Regions from separate parts of the Homo sapiens genome. Here region 1 is linked to region 2. The links are chromatin loops, found by intact Hi-C in ENCODE. Cell type or tissue: HepG2. All regions are shown on one strand. Links, peaks and the distances in the headings refer to the core of each region. The heading gives the core; the rest is flanking DNA.

The links. Peaks named below come from ENCODE experiments on the same cell type or tissue, not always from the same donor. Only the 100,000 strongest peaks of a DNase experiment are listed, where the experiment ranks them.
Region 1: a loop joins it to region 2, with 18 times the contacts of the local background. A loop is called at or near these places in 40 of 110 quality-filtered maps.

The regions. Positions count from the first base shown.
Region 1 is chr22:25,078,622-25,089,462 of GRCh38, reverse strand. All of the region lies in intron 6 of KIAA1671, which reads right to left. Among named protein-coding and RNA genes, the nearest start is that of KIAA1671-AS1, 29 kb to the left of the region's middle. RefSeq lists an enhancer at 3,167-3,461. In HepG2, for the core only: a CTCF peak has its summit at 7,884 (motif pointing left); DNase peaks (open chromatin) are centred at 3,382, 5,462 and 7,882.
Region 2 is chr22:25,164,120-25,174,960 of GRCh38, reverse strand. KIAA1671 reads right to left here. Exons shown (of 13, transcript NM_001145206.2): 7 at 4,023-4,141; 8 at 472-721. Among named protein-coding and RNA genes, the nearest start is that of CRYBB3, 30 kb to the left of the region's middle. RefSeq lists silencers at 2,465-2,759, 5,525-5,819. In HepG2, for the core only: a CTCF peak has its summit at 2,586 (motif pointing right); DNase peaks (open chromatin) are centred at 5,070, 5,460 and 6,530.

The DNA.
Region 1 (10,841 bases), core at 1,814-9,813, 86 kb after region 2:
GTCTCTACTAAAAATACAAAATTAGCTGGGCATGGAGGTGAGTGCCTATAATCCCAGCTACTCGGGAGGCTGAGGCAGCAGAATTGCTTGAACCCGGGAGGCAGATGTTGCAGTGAGCCGAGATCGCGCCACTGCACTCCAGCCTGGGCAACAAGAGCAAAACTCTGTCTCCAAAAAAAAAAAAAAAAAAAAAAAATTAAACACACACACACAGGCACCCCTTGGTATCTGTGGGGGATTGGTTCCAGGACCCCCACAGATACATAAATCCACAGATGCTTAAGTCTCTTACATAAAATTGGGTAGTATTTGCATGGGACCTACACACATCCTCCTACACACATTAAATCATCTCTAGGTTTCTTATACCTAACACAATGTAAACACTAAGTAAATAGCTGTTATGCTGTATTGTTTAGGGAATAATGCCAAGAAAAGAAAAGTCAGTACATGTTCAGTACAGATACAACCATACATTTTTCTTCGAATGTTTTTGATCTATGGTTGGTTGAATCCACGGATACGGAAACCATGGATACAAAGGGCAAATTGTGCATGTGTGCGTGCACGTGTGTGTGTGTGTGTACATATGTACATATGGGAGGGTACAGACGCAGATATAGGCACAGACATTGTCTTATGTACGCAGAGAATATTTTCAAAAGGAGACACATGAACCTGTCACCAGTTTCCGGAGGAGGGGACTGCAGATTGGAGGTGATGGCAGGGAGACCAATTTCTCTTTAGAACACTGTTTTGCACTGTTGGAAATGTTAAACATGTCTGTGTATTACTTTTCCAATTAAAAAAAAGTTATTTATTTTTAATGTTTATTCATCACTTGTATTAAATGTTCTGTCCCTAAAAAGGTGACTTAAATTCCCTCCAGTGTGTGAAGACAGTCCAGTTACTGCATCATCACACGTGTATCCATTTATGTGTCTGTCACCCCTTCCTTAGTGGTGGGGAATGTGGTGGCCGCACCTCTGTACCCTTCTGCAGAGCCTGGCACCTGGTGGGTACTCAGTAAGTGTTTGAGGAATGAAAGACAACATTGGCCAGGCGTGGTGGCTCATGCCTGTAATCCCAGCACTTTGGGAGGCCAAGGCCAGTGGATTACCTAAGGTCAGGAGTTCAAGACCAGCCTGGCCAACATGGTGAAACCTGTCTCTACTAAGAATACAAAAATTAGCTGGGTGTGGTGGTGCACGCCTGTAATCCCAGTTACTCAGGAGGCTGAGGCACGAGGATCGCTTGAACCTCAGAGGCAGAGGTTGCAGTGAGCCGAGACTGCACCACTGCACTCCAGCCTGGGCGACGGGGTGAGACTCTGTCTCAAAAAAAAAAAAAAGAAAGAAAGAAAGAAAAGAAAGACATCATTAACACCAGTGAAACCACTTCCATCTTCTTAAGAGCTTTCATTTTACCAAATGACCACTCACAGAGCACCAACTACTCCATGCTAGCCAATTTATACCCAGCATCTCATTTAATTGAGTCAATACCCTGAAGCCTCGCTAAAGGTGGTAGATGCTGTTGGTTCCCTGCCAGATCTCCTTTATTGGCTGGGGCGCCCATTCCCCAGGTGCTGGGGGCTCTGGCTGCTATGGCTCACAGCCCCCTCTCCTCCAGACCGTGGGCAGTGGAGAAAAAGCTGCCCCAGTGCTCTGAAGTAGGACTTATTTTGTGATGCTGTTCACCCGCCAAAGCTCCTGAATGGACCACGTTGACTCAAGCTGTTGTCACTAAATCACATCCACACAAATCCCCACCTCAGAGTCTGCTTCTGGGAACCCGACCTGAGACACTGCTCTGCAAAATCAACAAGGTGACGCAGTTGTTTTTGTTGTTGTTGTTTGGTTGGTTGGTTGGTTTTTGAGATGGAGGAGTCTCGCTCTGTCTACCAGGCAGGAGTGCAGTGGCGTGATCTCGTCTCACTGCAACCTCCGCCTCCTAGGTTCAAGTGACTCTCCTGTCTCAGCCTCCTGAGTAGCTGGGTTATAGGCGCCCGCCACCATGCCTGCCTAATTTTTGTATTTTCAGTAGAGACAGGGTTTCATCACATTGGCCAGACTGGTCTCGAACTCCTGAGATCAGGTAATCCACCACCTCGGCCTCCCGAAGTATTGGGATTACAGGCATGAGCCACTGTGCCCAGCAGGAACACAGTTTTTTAAACTGTTTCTGGGTATCCACTGATTCCAAACTAAATCTCTAAGAGTGGGCAGATTCAGCATGAGAAGTTTGGAAAAGCAAGACATGTAGCTGAGGTTGGTAAATAAGATCCCGGAGGCAGCGGCGGGGTGGGGGGTGGGAGGGGCAGAATAAAGGTTTATTATGCCCATTTTACAGATGAGAAAAACTGAGGCTCACATAAGTGATTTTTGTTGTCATGGATTCTAAATTTGAAGTCAAAGAGGTAGATTTGAACCCTGTTCCGTTGCACCCCAAAGCCTTAACTCTTCTCTCCATGCCTACTGCTCAGCTGTTTGGGGGTTAACAGGCCTGGCCAGTGCTGAACATGGTAACTTTAGGCTGGCTGTGAGTAGAACATTCCCCGGCTTTACTTGCCTGGTGCAAGCTGCTCAGCCGGCTCTAAATTTAGAACTGCTAACATGGTCAGGAAGAGGGGTCCCTGGGGGTTACTGTTCCACAGCCAGACGGCGCTGGGATTCGGACTGGCGCCTTGGTCACACTCAGAGCCAGCCTGGTGTGGAGAAAATATGGAAACAGCTCTCTGGCCGGCCTTTGGGGGATTTCCTGTCCACCTGTGCAGACCGAACAACAGGAAAAGTCTGCAGTGGGGTTGGGTGGATGGGACGGGGCAGATGGAGATGGGCGAGGTCCACCCAGCTGGGCTTCCCTTCTCAATTCATTCACAGATGGATGCTCCTACAAAGGTCAGGGCAGTGCAGGAAGCATTTGCTAAGCACCTGCTCTATGCCTGGCCCTGCATTAGGATCTGAGGGAAAAGATGAACGAGATACATTCCTCTCCTCAAGAAGTTCATTTATGCACTCACTCACTCCTGCGTTCAGCTCAACACATATTTATTTATTCAGCACCTATTGTGTGCCAAGCCCTGTTCTAGGAAGTGGGGAAACTAATGAGCAAGACATGTCCCTACCCACAAGAACCACTTTTTCACTCACCCACTCATTCGCTCATTCAGATTAACATTTAATGAGCACCTGCTGTGTGCAAGACCTTAAGCTAGGAAGTGGAGAGACAGAGATGAACAAGACATGCTCTCTGAGGATGAAAAGTTTCATTTTCGCATTCATTGTTTTCTTTCACTCTTTCATTCAGTTCTGTAAATGATTAATGAGCACTTGCTGTGTACTCAGCCCTCTGCTAAGCACTGTGCATATAGATATGAAACAAGACACAGCCACTACTGATAGAGTTCACTTCAGTGGTTCATTCATTCATTCAGCATAACATTCATTGATGGAAACTCCTGGATGTCAGGCACTGTGTCACGTGACAGGGATACAAAGATAGGGGCTGTTTCTGCTTGCAAAGAGTCTCACTCATCCATTCATTCTTTCATTCCTCCAGTGCAGTGAGTATTTATTGAGTGCCTACTATGTGTCAGGGACACAGATGTGCATACGAGAGAATCTCTGCTCTTGAACAGCCTTCCTCCCTTCCTCCCTCCCTCCCTCCCTCCCTCCCTTCCTCCCTTCCTTCCTTCACCACTTATCAGTTTGCTTCACTCAACATATATTGGACACTTACTGTCTATCAGGCTGTGCGGAGGCAGAGGAATGAATCCCAGGCCTGGATCTGAAGGAAGTCATAGACACACCAGCTCACACACACAGGGTGAGCATCATTTGGTTCCTGTCAGGGCCATGAGGACCCACCCAATGGTTCCTCAAAAGCTCCCAGCAGCAGGCAACACGTCCCTCCTACAGAGCCGCAGGACGGACAGGGGGTTATGGGGGGGGAGGTGGGGGCCCCTCAGCACACTGGGAGAGAGAAACTGCTGGAAATATACACCAGAGGGAGGGTTTGGTGAGTGAGGTGATTCAGACATCTCAGTGAGGATTTTCAAGAACTCAAGGAATATTCTAAGTTCAGAGGAGGAAGAGAAAAAGATCGGCCCACGTCTTCTGACTGTGGCATACTCAACACCAAACTGCCAGCAGCAGTGTTGGTTCCCCTTGGCTCCTCTGCCCTCCCAGGCCAAATGCCTGCCAGGAAAACAATGGCTTTGAATCGGCTGCTGAGAGGACTGAGAAAAGCGTCCACATGAAGTCCCTGGCACAGTGCCCAGCACAGAGTAGGTGCTCAGTGAATGTCACCTGGGCACATCTGATCTACTGCAAGATGCAGTGATTTTGAATGTGGCTACACATTCTCTGCCACTCCTGCCACTGAGAAGGGGGTCCATGTCCCCTCCCCTTGTCACTGCATGGCCCAGCAGAGAACAGAAGTGACGCTATGTAAGTCCTGTGGCTGCAGCCATCATAAAGGGAAGTGTGGCGTTTGCCTTCTTTGCCACAACACTCACTTCCAGAGCCCTAAGCTGCCATGTTGTGAGGAAGCCCACGCCACCAGGAGTGGCCGTGTTTCAGTGCTCTGGTTGACAGTCCCAGGGAAGCCTGGTTTTTGAACCATCACGTGTGCCAAACACATGGGTGAAGAAGACTCTAGATGGTTTTTGAACCATCACATGCACCAAACACATGGGTGAAGAAGACTCTAGATGGTTCTATCACTCAACTGTTCGAGGCTCCCAGCTGACACTCCAGACAGGCAGCAGACACTCTCACTGAGCCCTGCCTAATTTCTGACCCACAGGATCCATGGACATAATGAACAGTGGTTGGTTTGCACTGCTGTTTTGGAGTCGTTTGTTATGGCAACTGATAACTGGCCTGGAGGCATTTCTTCAACAGGTCCCTGCCCTGCACACCCTGCAGAATCTGGGAGGATCAGATAAACCAGAAACCATAAAATACCTTTTATACATTGTCAATTTTTTTTTTTTTTTTTTGAGATAGAGTCTTGCTCTGTCGCTGAGGCTGGAGTGCTTTGGCGCAATCTCCACCTCCCGATTCAAGCGATTCTCCTGCCTCAGCCTCCTGAGTAGCTGGGATTACAGGCGTGCGCCACCATGCCTGGCTAATTTTTGTATTTTTAGTAGAGATGAAGTGTCACCATGTTGGCCAGGTGGTTTCGAACTCCTAACCTCGGTGATCCGCCCGCCTCGGCCTCCCAAAGTGCTGGGATTACAGACGTAAGCCACTGTCAAGTTCTATACACACAGGAGCCACTGGCATTATCTCTCAGGACACAGAGGGGGCTCTGCAGCCTTCCTGACCACACTAAACTTGGCAAACCATAACTAAGGCTGCCACTCCCATCAGTTAGGCTGGGAGACTCTGCAGACTACTGGGACTGACCTGCACTCACGTGGCAGGCCGCCGCTTTGTCCTCAAGACAAGACTTAGGTCATCCCTCCAGGAGGAATGAACTGGAGGACAAAGGCGGCTTTCACTGGGCCCAGGCTGCTCTCGGCAAATAGGGGCGGTCAGGGCAGAGCTGGAAGGGGGTGGCCCCAGGCACTCCCCCCTGGGCAGGTAGCCAAACAGGCCAGGTGGGGCCCAGGCAAGCTGGGGCAGCAGGGGGTCTGGCAAAGGGCTTTCTTCCCTGCTATCTGGGTCTTTTCCAATCTAGGCCTTAACAGGGAGAGGGCAGAGTAAAATGAGGCATGAGGACAGCTTGGTAAATTCAATAGAATGTGGAAAAGGTATCCCTAGGATTAAGGTCAAATTAAAGACATAAACTAACACAGTGCAGGCTCCAGAGTAAGACAGCCTGGGATCAAATCTTGGCTCCACTGTTGACCAGCTGTGTGATCTTCTGCAAGTGAGTTAACCTCTCTGAGCCTTGTTTTCCTTATCTGTAAAATGCACATAATAACAGTGCCTCCCTTCTAAGACTGTTGTGAGGATAAAAAGAAACATTCTAAAGTGCTTTTCCTAGTACCTGGCTGCTATGGACTGAAATATATTCCCCCCAAATTCACATATTGAAGCCCTAACCCCCTAGTACATCAAAGGTGACTATTATTTGAAAATAGGGCCTGTAAAGTTGTGATTAGGTTTAAAATAAGGGTGTTAGGTTGGGCTCTAATCCAATCTGACTGTTAACGTCATTAGAGGAAATCTGGAAACACAGACAGGAGCCCACACACGCAGAGGGAAGATGGTGTAAGGACACAGAGAGAAAGTGGTTATCTGCAAGCCAAGGAGAGAGACCTCAGGAGAAACCACACTTGCCAACACCTTGATCTTGGACTTGTAAACTCCAGAACTGTGAGAAAATACATTTCTTCTGTTTAAGCCATTCAGAAGTCTCTGGTTTTTTAATATGGCAGCCCTGGAAAACTAATACACCAGCACATAGGAGGAGCAAAATAAAAATCTCTGATTACGATATTATTACATTTATATTATAGCAACAAAATATTAGGTCAACATGAACATGCCTATATTTTATTAATATAAATGTTTGATATGAAATATTAAAACAATATGAAACACCTGCAGTTGTATGTCCCTGCCTCAGAATTTCTATATAAAATATCAGGTGTTTTTTGTTTTTTTGTTCTTTAGAGAGACAGAGTCTTGCTCTGTCACCCAGGCTGGAGTGCAGTGGCACAACCATAGCTCACTACAGCCTCCAACTCCTGGGTTCAAGTGATCCTCCTGCCTAGCCTCTTGAGTAGCTGAGACTTGAAAGCATGCACCTCCACGCCCAGCTAATTTTTAAATTTTCTGTAGAGACAGGGTCTTGCTATGTTACCCAGGCTGGTCTCTAACTCCTGGGTTCAAGTGATCCTCCCACCTGGGCCTCCCAAGGTTCTGAGATTACAGGCATGAGCCACCAGGCCTGGCCAACATCAGGTTTTCTTAAACTGTAATAATTCAGACCAAATTCCTTGAAAACCTTGTCATCCATGCATTACTGAACCACTGAAATGGTTACATTGTGTCCTCTGGGCTCCAATCACAGTGATAAAATCAATGACACCCTCAAATCTCCCACTTCCTCCAGAGGTGCCTGGCCTCTGCGCATTGTGGTTCAGCCTCTTGGATGCCCATCTTCTCTTGTCCTACTCAGGTGTTAAGACCCAGCTCAGGCCTAGTTCAGGGTAGGCACTCAATACACGTGCACGGCAAGCCAACTATGAGATAAGTTAATGCATTTCAACAAAGAAGATGCTGGGCCCAGAGGGGGTGGTGGCTGGCACAAGGTCACAGTATCCTGGCTCCACACTCATCAACTCTGTCTCAAACACAGAAACCACATGTCCACTCAGCTTGAAACCCCCAAATCTGAGTCCTTTTTCAGCTCTGGAAAATCCATTTGCCTACCAGCAGCAAACAGTGCGGGTAGAGGGCACGGAGAGGGCATCAACCTGCATCAAGCCTTCCATAGCTCACTGTAGCTTCCAACTCCTGGGCTTAGGTGATCCTCCTGCCTCAGCCTCCCCAGTAGCTGGAAATATAGACATGCACTACCCAGCGGGGTAATTTTTACATTTTTTGTAGAGATGGAGTCTTGCTATGTTGCCCAGGCTGGTCTGGAACTCCAAGGCCTCAAATGATCCTCCCTTCTCCTTCCTTCTTTTTACACTCCACACTATTCTCTCCTGATGTTGGACTTTCCAGAGGCTCTGTGCAACCTTTGGACAAGTCAGGTTTTGCTCGGTGTCCTCATTTGCAAAATTTGGACAGTCAGAACCCCTGCCTCACTGGCTGTTGAGACAGCCACACACACTCAGGTGTGAAAGTGTGTAGCTCTGCACATGCTTAAAAAAAAAAAAGCAGCTGCCCATCTAACCCCTGTTGTTAGAACAGGGGTGCCCTCTAGTGCCTCAATCGAGAAGTCATTCCACCCTCGAGGCAGCCAGCAACTTCTACACTGTGGGTTCAATTCCTCCCTTGGATATGTGGAAAGACAGCACCTACTGTGTGCTAGGTGCTCTCCCCACTGGTCTCCACAATGAAATGCTTACACAATCCTCATTTGAGACAGGGAGTTTCTCATCGTCAGGTGAGACACAAGATCAGAGACACGAAGTCACCTGTTCAATGTCACAGAGCAGCGAGGGCTGGATTAGAACCCACATCTGTCTGACTCTGAAGCTCCACTCCTTACTGGACTCTTAGAATTGGGAGATTGTGCACAGGAAGAAACTTTAAGAGACTCCAGTCCAATCTTTCATTATACCTACAGAGAAACTGAGTCCCAGAGAGGGCAAATAGTTGCTCAGGGTCACATGGCATTTGCATCCTGGAATCCTGGCTCCTAGAAGTATTTTGCCCACATGTCCAGCCCTCCCAAGCTTCTGCCTTGCATTTACGGTTCCTTTCAGCAGTCACGAGATTGGCATGCCCCTTCTAACTGCTCTAAGCCCTGGAATGTCTGACACCCAGCAATGACTGCTTTGGAACAGTTAGGGCTGGGGCCTCAAAGACCTCCATCTGAGAGTGGGGTCCACTTCAGCCTCTCAGGACAAAGCTCCCAACAGCACGGGAAGGTGACTGAGGCCCACCAAGAACCAAAAAGTGGAAGTCTAGGCTTGGGGAGCCATTGTTACCACATGGCTCTCTTTTTATTACTGTAAAAAGCAATCTATTTTACATATGGCAAAGACCCTGTGGACTAACAGGCAGGGCAGTGGTCCTGCTTGGAGGGGCCATAACAGGCAGACAAAGAGTCTGAAATTGGCCAGGTGTGATGGTTCATGCCTGTAATCCCAGTGCTTTGGGAAGCCAAGGTGGGAGGATCACTTGAGCCCAGATGTTCGAGGCTTTAGTGAGCTATGATTGCACCATGGCACTCCAACCTGGGTGACAGAGCCAGGCCCTGTCTCTAAAAAAATAAAAATAAATAAAAAACAAAGAGTCTGAAATTGTCACAGTGAGGAAGGTGCTGAGAGGAGCTGGCCTGGGCTCAGCTGAATTCTCAAACCCTCTAGTGGATGTGAGCAGGGCCTTCTGCTCCAAAGGCTCTGGGTACCTCTTCCTGTAGCTCAGAAATGGTGAGGATTTTCCAAGGGGCTGAGGAATCTCACAACAGGGATTGGTGTTTTAATCCCTGTGTTTTAATCCTTTACAATTCCCCTCCCACCTGAGTATCCCAACAACTCTTAGGCATGGGCAGGGCATGAAAGACCCTTCCCATTGTACAGCTGGGGAAGGGGAGCTACGGGAAGAGGTGGAGAACGTATGCTGACACCGGTATCTAACTGACTTTTCAAACTCAACCAACAAGTGCAAACCTGGGTCCCGATCTGCCCCCAAGACCCTCTACCCTGCAGTTTTCCTAATGAAAGCTGATGACAGCTCCATCTTTTAGCAGATGGCAAACTCTCAGGGTCATCCATGACTCAAGTCTTTCCTATCCCATGTCCAATCCATGAGCACATCCTGGGGCTCAACCTTCCAACTAGATCCAGAATCTGCCCACTTCTCCTTTTCTCCTGCCCCAGTCTGAGCGGCCATCATCTCCCACCTGGACCACTGCAGTGGTTCCTTACTGGTCCCCTTACTTGAGTCTGTTCCCCACATGACAGCCAGAGGGACCTACTCAAAGGCCAAGCTGGGTTGTGTCAGTCCTATTCAAAGGGTCACTCCCCCATGGCTCTGGTGTCCCCAAGCACGAGGCACAGTCCTTAGAGTGACTGCAAGGCCCGGCATGGTCACCTCCCTGCTCTCACTGCCCACTCTCTCCTCTCACCCAGTCTGCTGCAGCCACCGTGGCATCCCTCCTGTTCTGCAAATGTGCCTGTGCATGCTTGGGCCTTAAAGCCTTTGCACTGACTATTCCTGTTTCCCCCCAAGCTCCCCTGGCCTATGCTCTCCCTGCTTCTAAAGTCTCTGTTCAAATGTCACCTTTTTAGAGAGGCAGAGGCCCCACACACCCAAGCCCTCCAGAACCTTCTTACCTGGTTCCTTCTGTCTTTCCCCAGCACAGCCCACCTCCTGACATACTATACAACGTTCTTACACATACCCATTGTTGATTGCCTGAACACCCCACTAGAATGTTAATTCTGGCCGGGCCCCTATAATCACAGGTCCTCAGGAGGCGGAGGCAGGGGAATCATTTGAACCCAGGAGGCGGAGGTTGCAGTGAGCCGAGATGGTGCCATTGCACTCCAGCCTGGGCGACAGAGCGAGACTCCATCTCAAAAAAAAAAAAAAGTTAGTCCCTGGGGCAGGAAACATGGCTGTCTTGTGCACTGATGTATCCCAAACCTTTAGAACAGGGCCTGGTGCATGCAACTGAACTGAACTGAGGACACATCAGGTGCCTAGCACCAGCATCGGCTGCCACCACTTATTCAGCACCTACTGTATGCCTGGCTTTGTTTGCATCGCCTCACTGAGTCCTCAGGCCAACCCACGAGGAAGTTGCTATCAATATTTCTACTCTATAGATGGCAAAACTGAGTTTCTGGGAGGGCTAAGAGATTTGCTCGAGGCCCCATGCTCTATTAATAAGTGGCCCAGTAGGGAATAGAAGCCAGGAGAGACTGACTCCAAGCCCGTTTTTGCCTCCATGACTGGGTCTAAAAAGGCGCCCACAGCTCAAGTCAGATGAAAATCTCTCATGATGCAAACTGTTCCATGGCCCAAACCTCAGGCCCAACTCAAACAGCACAAAAATAGTCAGTTCTTCTATTTCAGCCACAGACATTGCTGAGACAAAGCCAAACCAGACCCTTGGCACAAACTGAAGCCACTATGATCTGAGATTCAGAAGCTGGTAACAGTAATTGCTTACGGTGTGCGTATGGAGTGCCAGGCACTACG
Region 2 (10,841 bases), core at 1,013-9,012:
AGTCGGATCCCCTGATACCAGGGACACTGTTGTACCAAGCAAGACCTTAGTGAGAACGTTCAGCAGAATCATTCTGAGCAAACTCCAGCCTCTTCATGCTTGCAACTATAAACCTCAGGGTGACTTCCCAGGGGTAAGTGGTCAGACTCCCTGCTTACCTAGCAGGTAAGGGCTTAGATCAGTTTTAATTTGAATGCATGCAATTGTATTTGAGGCTGTGGAGCTGATGATGCTGGTTACAAGTGGATAAGGAAGCTGAGGCTCAGAGAGGTGAAGACATTTGCCCCAAGACACACAGCAGGTGTATGGCAGGTCCAAGATACATGCATAAGTGAGTCCCATTTCAAAGACAGTGCCCTCCGTACCCACTCCAAGGGTCCCTGGCACACAGATCCTACACCTGAAGTGGCAATTCACAGAGAGAGGCTGGAATTTCCATTTAAGAAGAAATGCTCCTGGCCACTGACTTACATCAATGAAGGAGAAGTCATCTACTCTCTTTTCAGGGCAGGCGTCCGGTGGAGGCGGCCCCTCCATCCCATCGGTGGATTCCAGGTCAGTGCTGGAGTGGTCCACGCTGGTGCTCCGCTGGTCCCTGGAGCAGTCATACTGGTCCCCTGCCGAGGTGGGCTCCGTTTGGGAGGACAGAGAAGACAAACGGCTGCTGGGGGGCTGTTTCCTTGTCGATGTGGCACTGCTATCTGGGGACTCAGTGGCCAAGCTGCCAAAAAAGGGAATGAAGGGAGACATGGTTATGGAGAACGTTTCAGAGAACGGGATTTCAAGTGAAGGATGCTGCAGGCAGCATAGCTTGGGTTATGTTTTATAAGCCAAGTAACAACAGACAGAACATCCCAGCAGAAGACCCTCTTTGGAAACAGCACAAGATGTGCCAGCGAGGTGCTGTCTAAGGCACTGCCTGGAACACCTGGCCAGGTGCAGAATGGGAGGAGTCAGTCCTGTGCCACTCAAGATCCTTTGGCCCTGCGCTGTCCTGGACGGAAGCTGCTTATCACAGGTGGTTGTTGGGTCCTTGCAATGGAGCAAGTGACAGAGCTGAGATATGCCGTGAGCATCTTACACACTGGATTTCCTATACCTTACACACTGGATTTCCAATACTTTGAATAGAAAAAAAGAATGTAAACTGCCTCGCTAATAACTTTTCATGTTAATTACATGTGGAAATGATAGTATTTTGGATCCCTTGGTTCTGATAAAATACATCCCTAAATTGAATTTCACTTGTTTCTTTTTATTCTTTTGGTGTAGCTACCAGGACATTTTAAATTACATATATGTCTTGCATTTGCAGCTTACATTATAATTCTTTTTTATTTATAATCGATACATAGTAATTACACGTTTCCGGGGTACAGAGTGGTGTTTCAATACATGTATATATTGCATAAGGATCAAATCATCATGTTGTATTTCTGCTGGGCAGTGCTGATGTAGATCAAATTGTTATCAGCAGTTACCTATGGAAGAGCAGGTGGTGGGACCTGCATTATTTCATTCACTTATTCATTCAGTCATTTAATAAAAATCTACTGAGCACTTACTATGTGCCAAGCATTGTGCTAAAAAATGTGTCATTCAGTCCTCTCCAATAATCCTATGAGGATTAGCCTATAACTGCCACAATCCTACAAGTTAGGGTTGGTGACATGGTTTGGATTTGTGTCCCCAACTAAATCTCATGTCGAATTGGAGGAAGGGCCTGGTGGGGGGAAGTGATTGGATAATGGGGGCAGATGTCCTCCTTGCTGTTCTCATGATAGTGAGTGAGCTCTCACAAGATCTGATGGTTTAAAAGTGTGTGGCACCTTCCCGTTCTCTCTCTCCTGCTGCCAGGTAGGACGTGCCTTGCTTCCCCTTCACCTTCCGCCATGATTGTAAGTTTCCTGAGGCTTCCCCAGCCCTGCAGAACTGTGAGTCAATTAAACCTCTTTCCTTTACAAATTACCCAGTCTCAGGTAGTTCTGTATAGCAGTGTGAAAACAGACTAATATAATTGGCCTCATGAACTTAAGTATTCTTATTCACCTTGTTAAAGGTGAGGAAACTGAGGCATAGAGATGTAAATTAGCTTGTCCCCAGCAACAGGACTGGGATTGAGCCCAGGCAGTCTGACTCCAGCGTCCATGTCCTTGGCTCTCTCCTACTTCTGAAATCTCTTCCTATGATAATATAATCAGGTATCACTTGGGTCATTGGAATAATGTAAGATAGAAAATTTACAGATAATTCAAGTCATTAAAAACCTCCTGCCCTGCCTCCATCCACATATTAAAAAGAACACCTAAGCCAATAGCCTAGCAAAGCCTCCAGGTCATGGGAAACCCTCGCCTTGAGAAAGGACAGGTGGGCACACCTGACAAGTGGGCCTACTCTCAAGACCACCAGTCTGCTCCCTTGAGCAGAACTTTCCACAGGTGTGCTGGCATTTCATCGTGCTTTCTGTCAGCTCTGGGGTGATTTTATTACTTGTCATATGGAGGATGTTAGGGTTGTAAGGTGGATTGAGGCAAATCCACACGGGATGAAGGTAACAGCACTGAGAGACAGCAGGTGGCACCACTGTCCAAGGCTGGGTGTGCCATGCTCCTGGGGTGGCCCGAGGAGGGGAAGTTGCATTGTCTCTGCAGGACAGCAGGGAGCACCCCCTCAGGGGTGCACCTAAGTCCACACTCCAGGTCCCACAGGTCCTGAGTCAGAACTGGGGAATGGAGACCCCGAGAGAGGAACGGGCTCCTAGGGTCACACAGTGACATGTGCAAAACCAAGACCTGGGTTTCCAGACTCTCAGTCCAGTGCTCTTGCAGGGGTATTCTAGATAAATTTAAGTAAGCTCATAACTAAACACATATTTCATGGGTCAGTGGGAAAAACAGCTTTCTCGGGCACTGTAAAAAACCTTTGCTTTCCTTTTACTTTTTCTTATCCATTTTCAATTCTATCACCCTCCTGCCAACTTTAATATTGGTGACTTTATCATTTTTATCACTGTGGTAAAATACAATTTGCCATTGGTCACATGCAGGACAGTCACAGTGTTGTGGAGCCATCATCACTGTCATCCTAGAAATTTCCATCACCCCAAAAGGAAACCAGATACCCACGAAGCAGCCACTCCCCATTCCCTCTCCACCCCAGCGCCTCATCTGTTTTCTGTCTCTATGGTATTTGCCTATCTTGGATATTTCATATATCATTATTATTATTATTATTTTTTTTTAGACAAGGTGTCTCTCTCTGTCGCCCAGGCTGGATTGAGTGCATTGGCGCAATCTTGGCTTACTGCAGCCTCCACCTCCCGGGTTCAAGTGATTCTTGTGCTTCAGCCTCCTGAGCAGTTGGCATCACAGGTGCCCACCACCACACCCAGCTAATTTTTTTTGCGTTTTTAGTAGAGATGGGGTTTCGCCATGTTGGCCAGGCTGGTCTCAAACTCCAGGCCTCAAGTGATCTGCCCGCCTGGGCTTCCCAAAGTGCTGGGATTACAGGTGTGAGCCACTGTGGCTGACCCATAATCTTTTTTTGTTTGTTTTTTTGAGACGGAGTCTTGCTCTGTCCCCCAGGCTGGAGTGCAGTGGCACAATCCCGGCTCACTGCAACCTCCGCCTCCCAGGTTCAAGTGATTGATTCTCCTGCCTCAGCCTCCCAAGTAGCTGGGATTACAGGGGTACGCTGCCACACCCAGCTAATTTTTTGTATTTTAGTAGAGACGGGGTTCCACCATGTTTCCCAGTCTGGTCTCGAACTCCTGAGCTCAGGCAATCCGCCCGCCTCAGCCTCCCAAAGTGCTGGGATTACAGACGTGAGCCACCGCACCCGGCCCATAATCTTTATTATTATTTTTTTGTACTTCCTAATTTCCTTTTTAAAAGAAGAATGGGTTCCTTTTATAATTACAGACTGGAGGTTTTAGCAATATAGAAATCAGGAGGTGGGTGGGCTGCAGCAACTCCAGCCCAGCTGCCCCCTTTGCAGCCAGAATCCCGTCGCACGCGTCCTACCTCTCCCCACTCTGGCACTGCTCTGTCCACGTCCCATACTGGCTGCCGGCTTCGTGCACGAGGGTGTCAGTGTCCTTGGGTTCAGTGGGCTGCCGGGAGAAACACTGCTTCAGCTGGTCCTGCAAAGACAAGCCAGATGTGAGATTTCTACCAGGAAATGTACTCAGAACCCCCGTCCCGGCTGACACACAAATCAGATCGCATGGCCCCCAGCTCAAACCCATCCCAGCAACCCGCTGCCTTCCTAAGTGGGGCCAGACATCTTGGCTGGGCACTAGCGTGACCAATCGTCCTGGTTTACCAAGATATCACAGGATACAGGACTTTCAGTGCTAAAAGTGGGCCAACTGGGATGAAGTGGTCACCCTACCTGGCATGTGGAGCCCTGCAGGGCATCGCCTGGCCCCCACCTCAATGGCCCTCTCTCCTCCTCACAGTACAGCCTGGGCACACTTCTCTCATCTTCAGTGTTACTCAGACTCATGGATCTGGCTGGGGGAAGCTCCATGCACCCGCTTGCCCAGGTTCCTACCACCACCGTGTTTCCCAACCGCATCACCAGACAGAACATCCATGGAGCACCGAACTTGGGACAGGCATTGGGCTGAGCTCTTGACATGAGATCACCTGGTTGAACTACAGTCCCTCGACAATCCCATGGGGTGGATCTTATTACGATCCCCATTTTACAGATGATAAAATTGAGGCTTAAAAACATGAAATTACGGCCGGGCATGGTGGCTCACTCTTGTAATCCCAGTACTTTGGGAGGCCGAGGTGGGCGGATCACGAGGTCAGGAGATCGAGACCATCCTGGCTAACATGGTGAAACCTCATCTCTACTAAAAATATAAAAAATTAGCTGGGTGTGGTGGCAGGCGCCTATAGTTCCAGCTACTTGGGAGGCTGAGGCAGGAGAACGGCGTGAACTCGGGAGGCGGAGCTTGCAATGAGCCAAGATTGCACCACTCCAGCCTGGGCGACAGAGAGACACTCCATCTCAAACAAAAAACATGAAATTACACGCCCCAAATCAAATAGCCAGTAAACAGCCAGCGAAGTGGAATTCAACCCCCAGGTCCAAACCACTGCGCTTCAGGCAACATCAATCCCTTGGGCTGTTGCAACCCGGTCTGTTGCTGGTCTCGGCCCTCGGCCTGGGCACTCAGAGAGGGCACGCAGGGAGCAAGGGTGCTGATTAGCACAGAACTGACCACAGGGCCAAGCCTGGCACACGGTGGAAAGGCCATAAATCCCCATTAAATGACTGAACTGCTGTCTTCCCTCATTTGTCTGCTTCGCAAATTAAAAGCCCATTCCCTGTGATGTGGCCACTGAAGTGGCTGCCACTTAGGCTTGTGCTTTGTTGAGTGGGGAGAAGCTGGTGCCCTCAAGACAAAACCAAAAGTCCAATCCTTGGATGGGCCGTTGGCACACTGATGACTCAGACGGCCTTGGCTGCCTGAGCTTTGAAGCTTTGAATGACGCTCTCAGTCACCTTTTTTTTTTTTTTTTTTTTTGAGACAAGGTCTTACTCTGTCACCTAGGCTGGAGTACAGTGGTGCAATCACAGCTCACTCCAGCCTTGGCCTCTGGGGCTCAAGTAATCCTCCTGCCTGAGACTCCCAAGTAGCTGGGAGTATAGGTATACACTACCACACCCAGCTATTTAAAAAAATTTTTTTGTAGAGATGGGGTCTCGTCATGTTGCCCAGGCTGGTCTTAATCTCCTGGGCTCAAGAAATCCTCCTGCCTCAGCCTCTCAAAGCATTGCAATTACATTGCATGGTGAGGCACCACGCCCAGCCCCAGTCACTGTCTTTTGATGAGGAATTTGGAGATGGGGGTTAGGGCATAAGACTGGCCCAGAAAGACAAACGGGGCTCATCTTTACTCCTTACGTTCTGTTCCATTTGAGATCAGGAGGCACATTCTGCTGGAATATGCTTCATATCATCTCCTGCTCAAAAACCTTCCGGGGTTCCCTATTGTCCTCACGTAGAAATCCAAGGCCCCTTGAAAGTGAGCCCCCACATTTCCTGTCTGATCCCATCCCCTACCCTTGCTCCAAACAAACTCTCTATCCCACACTCTTTGGCTTACTACATACCATACCCACACAAGCCTCACACACTCCTGGCCTCTGCAGCCTTGTTTGTATCATTCCACCTCCCTATCCATCCTTCTTAAACAAAGCTATTGCAACCCATGGTGATATCTCCTCCCTAAACTTTTTTTTTTTTCCCTAGATGGAGTCCCACCCTGTCTCCCAGGCTGGAGTGCAGTGGTGCAATCTTGGCTCACCGCAACCTCCGCCTCCCAGGTTCAAGTGATTTTCTTGCCTCAGCCTCCTTAGTAGCTGGGATTACAGGCACACACCACCATGCCTGGCTAATTTGTTTGTATTTTTAGTGGAGACAGGGTTTCACCACATTGCCCAGGCTGGTCACGAACTCCTGGCCTCAGGTGATCCGCCCACCTCGGCCTCCCGCAGTGCTGGGATTCCAGGCGTGAGCCACCACTGTATACCCTGGATGACTTATCAATTGTACCAGGCAGAACGTGACACATAATTTATATTACACAACAGATATTTACTGAGCTCCTACTACATGCTAGGCACCGGGGAACTGGGCGTGGGAGGTCACGGCACAGACGCAGGCTCTAGGATTCTGCAACTCATCAGATGTGCCCTTTAAGACTGGGATGCTCCAATGTTTCTGTTCCCCTCTTGGAGCCTGCCTGGCACGCAGTAGGTGCTTAGTTAACGGAGGTGGGCTGATTGTTCCTCAGCAGTTTATCTTCTTCCCAGGCAGGGGAGCCAGCCTCTTCTCAGGTTCTCTGGAACCACACTGAGCCGAGACAGCACTTGTGGTCCATGTGGTCCTGCAGAATGAGTGGGCACCTGGGGAAAAGCCTGCTGTGTGGCCTCAGGGCTCTGGCTTCCCTCTCTGAATTGCAGAGAAGTTACAAGAATTCAGTGAGAAAATAATGGTCACCCCCAGGGCACAGGCGCAAACTTGACAGCTCCTAGAACAGGGCCCAGCACTCAGGAAACATCCCATAAATGGTCACCTCCTTTCCATTCTCTTTCTCTTGCCTTTTAGAGATACTCATGTACCCCATGATGTTCGTGGGAATACTGTGAATGAGGTGTATACAAGGACGGGAATTCAGAATAAATCCCTCAGTCACCCCTGCTAAATGGCTACACTCATAGACCCAAATAAGAGCTGCTGTCCACTCTTAATTCTACTGTCTGTAGAAGCTTTTCTGTCTCTAGTTACAACATAACACCTTACTCACTGTAAAACATTTAGGAGTAACGGAAAATCACAAAGAATACATTTTAAAAGAACTTATCACCCAAAGACAGTATTCTCTCATAGTCCTGCCCGGAATTTTCTCAGGATCAATTCACCTACATCACCATTTTACTGGCTGAAGAATATTTCACTTTTCGGATGCAGCATCTTCCAATTAACCAGTCCCCAAGTGCTGGGACTTTTGGTTGCTGAGGATTTTCTTCACCACTATAATCAATAATATGACGAACACCCCTGAGGCTAAATCAACACATCTCTGCAATTATTCCCGTAAGAGAAATTACTAGGTATAGAGTCACCAGGTCAAAGGGCTTTGGGATCCAGATGAGCAAGCCAGCTTTGGAAGAGGCTGCCTAACTTCCAAGCCTACGGGCAGCACATAGGGATAGCTGTTAGCACGCTGTAGGGATGCACTCAGGCCCTGCTGGGGAGTGTTATGTTTTTGCCTTGCAAGGCAAGGTCACCTGATATACTCAGAGGCACAGCACCATCGACAGAATTCTCCCTGGGACGCAGGGCTAGAAGTGGTCATCTGAGCCCGCTCCCAGCTCCTTACTGTTTTCAAAGATGTGATGGAACTGGCCATTCCCTAACTTAATGCCCTTCAGAGGTCAGATTCAGAGGCCAGATGCTGGGGACTTAGGGGTTGTTTCTGGTGGAGGACAAGACATCGTTGTCCCAAGCAGCTTGTTGTCCCGAGGCTGCAAGGTGGATGCTGGGCTTGTGCCTGTGTATGCTAAGCTCAGCGGGAGGCAGAGGAGTGACAGCTTATAGCGAGGGTGGGGACGCAGGGCAGGGCTTGCTGTCTCTGCTCTGCCCAGCTGTGTGGCCTGGCTAAGTGACCCCACCCATCCAAGCCTCAGTTTTCACACTGGAAAAACAAGGACTGTTTTGAGGTATCAACAGATAATCTTCAGAAAGTGTTAAGCTCACTGCCTGGCACATAAATGGGTACCCAGGAGATGGGAACCGTCATGATGACAGCAATTTTCAGGCCCTCTTTGGAGTCAGGCAGGGGAATGGAGCCTTGGCAAAAGGTTCTTAAAATCCCTGAGAGAGGGGGATCCCCCTCAGGGCTGAGTGATGGAAGAAGGAATTTGCAGGGGCCCCCTAGAAACCAAAAGGTCAAGTCCATTGCTGAGGGTGAAACCAGGGCAGGCGGCAGGGGGGCAGTTTCCAGACCTCTTGCGGATGGCCCTGGGGATAAATGGTGTCCAACCAAAACATGGTGGCTTCCCTTTATACAACCATCTGTGTGCCCTCCCCCACAGAGGTTTGGGATTCAGGTTCAGGGATCTGAACTCTCCAAGAGTCAGGGATGGATGGGTTTTCTCCCTCCACCGCCTAATGCCAGACTGAGGGTCCTGAGGCCAGCGCTGCTCCCTCCTCTCTCTCCTTCACTGCCATACTGCATCGATCCTCAGTCCTTCAAAGTCTCTTTCTCGAACAACATTCCTTCCAGCTATGACCAGCTATCTGTTCACCCACGGCGGCAGCTTCCGAGGGACCTCCCCTGGCATCCTTCGCCCTGTATGTGCTTCTCATTCTACTTTCCAAAACTGAATAGGTCCCTGCTCAAAGCCCTTCCACAGCCCCCCACGTCCCTCCGGGTAAGGGCTGGGGTTAGGGAAAGGGTTACGGCCTGCGGGACCTGCATGGGTGCGGGGCCTGGTGGGCTCAGCAGCTCCTTCAGTGTTGCTTCCCTCCTCCCATACCCCTCCTCTCACCCCCCAGTCCCTCCCACTGGCTCCTCCAGCCCCATTTCCCTCCCCTCACATTCCTCCCTCTCACCTCCAGGCCTGGTGGAGCAGCCACCACCTCCAAGTTACCATTCAGATTTCAACTTTGATGGCCAGGAAGCCTTCCCAGAACTTTCCCACCGTCCTACCCTGAGGGCTGGCTCAGGAGGCCCCAGGCTCCCATTGTCCCCTAGACCTCAGGTCTCTACATCTGTGCCATCTGATACAGTAGCCACTAGCCACTTATGACTATTTGAATTTAATTTAAATTGACATTAACTAATACTAAGAATTCAGTTCCCCTGTGGCACTAGCCATATTTCAAGAGCTCCACAGCCACCCACCATGCTGAACAGCATGGAGAATACATTTCTATCACTGTAGAAAGCTGTAGTGTACAGCACTGCTGTAGAACTTTCCACAGTATAATAATTATCATTTACCAGTTTCTCAGCAGTCTTCCCTGAACAAACACTGCTTCCAGAGCCAGAACACCTGGACTTGAATCCAGAGACCACCACATAGTAGCTATGTGACCTTGGACGAGCTACTTCTCTGTGTCTCAATGTTCAATCAAAGCAGGTTATGGTGAATATAACTGCATTCTCTGCTCTTTAACACAGACTGTCAAATTTGGAGTCATGCAGGGGCTAGGGTTACCTAAGGGAATTCATCTTGTAAATGCAGTTTAAGAAAGCAAGCTGTTAATCAGCACTTTCTCTAGTTAGTATCCTGGTAACCTTGTGCATTACAAGTTATTCATGCCTCATCATTCTACCAGAACTTGGCGGGACTTCAAATCAACACTTGAGCTTAGCCCCAGAGCTACGAGGCCTCAAAATCAACCACAGACACACACACACACACACACACACACACACACACACACACACACGCCTGCAACTCTCTCTCTTTTTTTTTTTTTCCCGAGACAGTCTCACTCTGTTGCCCAGGCTGGAGTGTAATAGGACAATCTCGGCTCACTGCAAGCTCCACCTCCTGGATTCAAGTGATTCTCCTGCCTCAGCCTCCCGAATAGCTGGGACTACAGGTGCGTGCCACCAGGCCCAGCTAATTTTTGTATTTTTAGTAGAGAGGGGGTTTCACCATGTTGCCCAGGCTGGTCTTGAACTCCTGACCTCATGATCCGCCTGCCTTGGCCTCCCAAAGTGCTGGGATTACAGGCATGAGCCACCATACCGGGCCCCTGCAACTCACTTTCTACAAGTCAGGTTGTTTTATTAGCTTTAAGGCAGGATATTCTTCCAACTCTTTTGCTTCACAGGCTGCTGTAAAAAACACCTTAGTGACTGCAGGCAGGTGGATAATATACAAGATACTCTGAAAATACACATGATGAATTAAAAGGCAGGCAGAGAGCTCTGCCTGAATTGGTCTCCATTTATCCAAGTCTCCAATCTCTACCTTGGTTTGGTCGTATGTCAAATGAGGTTGACTGAATACTGTAATGTACACCTGGACGGACCCCCTGAGTCCATTCAGTCGGCCCTTCCTTTTCAGATGAGAAAATGGAAGCCCAGAAGCAGGAACAGCTATGGGGCTCTTAGTTCTCCTGGTGAGTGGGAAGCGGAGCTGGGGAGACTGGAACCCAGGCTCTGGGCTCCTTTCCCAGTGCTCCTTCCTGCCACCAACATTCTACCTGCCCCACCTTTTCTATGATGCATCAGGAGGCTCTCAGAAAGAGATGTAGGTTACAATGCTCTGAAAAACCTCAAGACTTGGCAGGTTTAAAA